Linked DNA regions of Homo sapiens: region 2 is linked to region 1. Evidence: chromatin loops called from intact Hi-C (ENCODE). Cell type or tissue: heart left ventricle. All regions are shown on one strand.

Region 1 (2,500 bases):
TAATGCTGAAGTTTAGTGGCTTGGTTTAATAACCTTTCCCCAAACCCATATTCTGTATAACAGAAATTTCTTTGGAAAAATTTCAGAATATACATCTCTTTGTAGTAACCTGGGAAATAATTTTTCTCTTAGGACATTTGCATACTGCATGGAAATCTGGCCAGAACTTGAACAGATGGTTCCAAAACTTGGGGTACCTTAAACTTAAACATCAGTGTAACTTGGGGTCCTCTGCAAGGTCATCCGCAAGGACTGTGAAAGTCCTGCTTCTTGGTATCATTTCCTGACAGGTGTGTGTTAATGTTTCAGGAATATACTGGAGTGTACTGCTTTTTTATTCCTGATTCTGCTCACAAACTTGTCATTTATTTGACCACTGACTGTTGAGATTAGGATGCTCTCAATAAGGCATATTTGGATCATGTTTATCTCAAAACTGCTTCTACTAGAGGCTTTTGTGGCTTGCTTTCACATATCAGGGTTACTGCTAATGTGTCCCTAATACTTTGTTGAGAAGGTGAAAGTGGTAGTTGAAGTCACTTTAAAGTCAGTCCTAGGAATGCCTCTCAAATTCTCCCTGGTTTTCTATTTTCTAAGTTACCATTTATTGAGCACCTCTTGCATGCCATGCACATTTCACACTTGATCTCGCTTAAGCATTATTACAATCCAATAGAGTTTGGATAACGATGCATTTTCACAGACAAAAGTAACCTCAGAGAGATTAAGTCATTTGCCTGGAGACATAGAGATTATAAATAATGGTTGATAAATACACAGAGGCTCAAGATTCCTGTTTGGTAATTACAGAGGCTGTAGAAATAGACATGTCAAGGGCTCTCAACTACTGAGTCTCCAAAAGTCAACTGGGAATCTTTTAATTATTTACATCCAGGAAAAATCTTTTACCTATTCCCTGAATAAAATATAACATGTTTTAAGGTCATTTTCCAAACTTTCTTGCTTTAGGTTAATCATTAGTGAGAGACCCCAACATTTCTCAGATTGTGTGCAAACCCTGAAATGATAGCAGAAATTTACACAGTGACCCCAGACAGTTAGATTTATCCTGTAGCTTGGGTTGAGCACCTTAAATTTATATCCATATATGTCTTGCAAATTCTTTTGCTTTGTGGCTTAGTAGCAAGGCATTTACCCTCTGGACAGTGCAGTCAGGTGTGCCCATAAAAACAGGAGTTGATCATTTATGAAAGCTGACTGTGGAATAAGCTAAAGGTGCTTTGAGGACATGCTTTTAGTGTCCACTCTTAGAAACCTGTATTTCAACTTCCCTGGAGCTCAGGATTTTAAAGATCAAGCTTCCTAGCCTCTTCAGCCTCTGCAAGTTCAGATAACCTGTTGCTATTTTTGAATATAAATAGGCCTTATTAGGGATTAAAAGAACTGCCCAGAGGTTTTTCCCCTTTTCTCATTTTGGTGTTTGGATTGTCAGCGGAAGTCTTGAGCTTTGAGACTTGGCAAGGCAGCGCCTTCAAACAAACATCCTGTGGACAAAATTGTCTGGCCCAGCACTCGGTGTTCCAGGATGATTGACAGGAAGCAGCATGTGCTGGGAGGAGGGAGGATGGACACTCTGAGCACGGTGGCTTCCAGTTCCCTCAAACAATAGCCAAGCTCCCAGGGAGCCTCACACCTTCTTTTTCCCATCTACTGGGGTGGTGGGGGTTAGGGAGGATGTGGGCTGGGCAGGAGGTGAGAGGAACCTTGGAATTCCACCCAGCAATTACAAATAACCAACCAAAACCTTTCGATAATGCTTCAACTTGAGGGATAGGAAGATACAGCTATGCAGAGATCTGGGATGATGCTTGAATCAAGCAGTGAGCCAAAAGGAGCCATCCAAAGCTAAAGCCAACACTGGTCACCTTGTGGAATGGGGCTTGATGAAGTGAGCAGAAGTGAGGAGAGATCTGGAAGGGTGAAAAGAAGTGAAATGAAACTCACACGTAAAAGAAAATGAACATTTAAAAGAAATCCAGCTATATGCCAGGATTTTGCATATGTGTTTGCTTTTGGTCCTGTTGCAGGTATTTGAGGCAGGTATTATATGAATTCTTTCAGATGAAACTGAGGCTCAGAGAAGCTAAATAAAATTATCCAATGTGACAAACTTAGACCATGGCACAACTAGTATTTGAGTTCCAGTCCTTTGGACCCTCAAAACCCATGCATTTTCCTCTATTACATTTCCTCTCTAAACTTGTCTAAATCCTACCCTCTTCTTTCTCTGCTTCAGTCCTGGTGGGGAATATATAGAAGAGAACTTATCACCCTAGCTCAGTCTCCTACAACTTCCAATTTATATCTTCCATTCCTGTCTTCCCAAACCTTTCACCATTGTCTGAATCATCAGGTATTTCCATATCTCTGGGTCTTTATCATGTTGTCTTCTCTGCTACAATGACTTTCTCTTCATTCACCCTAATACAATCTACCATGCACCCTTCAAAGTACAGTTCAAATGCCAACTTCTTCAAAC
Region 2 (2,500 bases), 240 kb after region 1:
GCTATTCAGGGACTGGGATTCTGGATCTGCTCCAATCATGTGGAATCTATTTTGGACACATCATGTCACACTTGAACTCTAAAATATGCCTATCGGTGAAAGGTTCTGTTTATCTTTCTCTTTACTCAGACTCACACAGAAAATGGAGTTCAGTCCTCACACCAGCGGACTTTGTTTTATTCTAAAACCCTCTTTGAATCCTCAGCAGCAGTAGCAGAAACAATTTCTGAACTTCTTGATATGGTGGCTGCTTTTCCCTCAGCACTCCGGTCTCAGCCTTCTGCTTACGACTTGCCCTGCTCTTTCATTGTACTCACTTCCTTCTTTGCAAATCTCCCATATGGGCAATTAGGACTGCGATTTACACTGGTTTTCTTCTACTTTGCACGCAGCAAGCAGCTCAGTCCTTTCGTAGGACACACAGCTGTGACTGCCTCTCCAGGGGAGGGAATTTACCACTAAGCATGGCAGCCTGCAAGAGATGCCAGAGAGAACATCAGGGGCGACACTTCATAGTCAGAGAAGCGTGCATGGAGTATTGAGAAAGGAGAAAAAGCCAAGGAGAGGTCAGGCTTTGATTCACTGAGAGTAAGGAAAGAACCAAATGGAACAGGAGCAAACACAGGGTCAAGACAGACCTGTAAGGCCAAAGCCTTTTGGGCAGAGGGCAAAATTCTGCATCTCATCTAGAAAGATGGAAAAACAGGGGATTCTCTTTGTACCTTTGTCAAGTTCCAGACAACAGTGTGGTTTTCTTTCTAACTCTTTATTGCAATCAAAGTGAGCATTGGATCCTGGAATTACAGTTTCTGGTAAATTTATTTTACATTCAGAAGACTATTCAATAAAGCTTTTTGATATTGTCTTTCTTTTTCTTCTGAGTTCATTTTGTTTTTTTCTTTCCCTGATGAGTGAGCCAAGAATGTAGTTCAGACTTTCTGGCTGCTCCAATTTTGATATTTGAGTCTGATAAAGTTGTCTAGTGTAGACAGGATAGATTTTTTTTTTTCTTTTTAGGGAAGGAAGGGAGGAAAAGGAGAGAAGAGGATTTTCTCAAAGCTCTTGAAAAATGAGTAATTTTAGGAGGAAGGCATTGCTTAGCCGTGGAAAGCCTCTGAGTCCTCAAACTTGGATGTCTTTGAAAGAAGACCCCCATATGCAATGTGGCATGATTGACAAGAAATTTGTTTGAAATGACTGAGAGGCCCTCATTAGGCTGGGACTCCTCACCATCTGGGTTTGAGTTTTGATAATGGGGTCAGGCTCTCTTTTGGTCTGTGCGTTGAATAGCTGAGTGTAATTTGTTAGTGATTGTGGCTAAAACACAAACATTTTTTAGTCACATTCATAGGAATTTGAAACTAACCGCAGTCTTGGGGCACAACAGTGAGAAAACACTTTCCAGCTGCACTACTGTGCTTGGCGACCCAGTTGAGAAGCTCTCACAAAGCAGCCAGTCTCACTTCGGGCTGGACGGGCGCCATTGGAAACAGAAGTGCAACTTTATCACTTGACTTCAAGAAGAGGTTTCCCAGCAACAATATGGAGACAAGATACAAGACAGATCCCATGGAGGAAGCTGCCCTTTCCCAGTGGGGAGCTTGCATGTAGGATAGGTAAGGAAGGGCGCTAAGAGGCAAAACAGGGGCCAGCCCAATATCTTCTTATAGACAAATTTCAGTTGATTTCTGCCTGAATAACAAATGTGAACTGGAGAGGCTTCACATTTACCCATGAGAAAGAGATTAAGCCCAAGTAATCACCCCACAAACCAGCACCTACAAAAACCATTGCTTACCACGACAGTAATCACTCTCAGAACATTCCCCTAAAGGCTTACTGTAGCATGTGCAGAGAAGAGCACCAAACTACTTTTTGTTGTTATTTAAGAATCCCAACAGCCTCTTCAAAATCAGAGGTGTATTTTGAACTTCTGGCTTCGATTTTCATCCTTTAGTTGAGGAAGGGGTGGAGGCTTCAGGTAGGCAATTTGAAGGCATAGCATTCAGATCAGCTCACTAGAGAATCTGGGTGCTCCAAGCCCCAGGTGGTCTCAATGGAAGCAAAGCTCCAGGAATAAGTCAATGAAAAATGTTTTATTAATCATACATTTTTTAAAAGGTTATAAGGGCTAGTAGACTATGTGTGAGGACTAAATCATAGTCCTGGATAGGACTCATACCTTTTTAAACCTCATCAAACTCAGCAGATCTTTTATTTATTTTGAAAAATGTGACTACATGGATACCACCTTTCAGAGACCACAACTGCAACTCACCAATATCTGTAGCATATGGATTCATTCCTGCTTTTATATTTGTAAATATATAAGAAGCTGTGTGATTCAAAAAGTGACTTAGAAGGATTGAAGTCATAAATTTTTTTTCTTCAAGTAAAAGGACGTTTGAGAAATACTGGTCAAGAGTAAAATCAAAGAGATGGATGTAGAGACATTGGCTGGGTGTGGTGGCTCACACCTGTAATTCCAGCACTTTGGGCG

Evidence for each region. Peaks named below come from ENCODE experiments on the same cell type or tissue, not always from the same donor. Only the 100,000 strongest peaks of a DNase experiment are listed, where the experiment ranks them.
Region 2: it touches region 1 in a loop (2.8-fold over the local background); 6 of 110 quality-filtered maps call a loop at or near these places.

The regions. Positions count from the first base shown.
Region 1 is chr9:14,026,375-14,028,874 of GRCh38, reverse strand. No RefSeq gene overlaps it. Among named protein-coding and RNA genes, the nearest start is that of LINC00583, 100 kb to the right of the region's middle. In heart left ventricle, no CTCF peak of the experiment used is centred here; a DNase peak (open chromatin) is centred at 1,514; H3K27ac peaks cover 2,454 bases.
Region 2 is chr9:13,785,284-13,787,783 of GRCh38, reverse strand. No RefSeq gene overlaps it. Among named protein-coding and RNA genes, the nearest start is that of LINC00583, 140 kb to the left of the region's middle. In heart left ventricle, no CTCF peak of the experiment used is centred here; a DNase peak (open chromatin) is centred at 1,473; H3K4me3 peaks cover 607 bases; H3K27ac peaks cover 2,005 bases.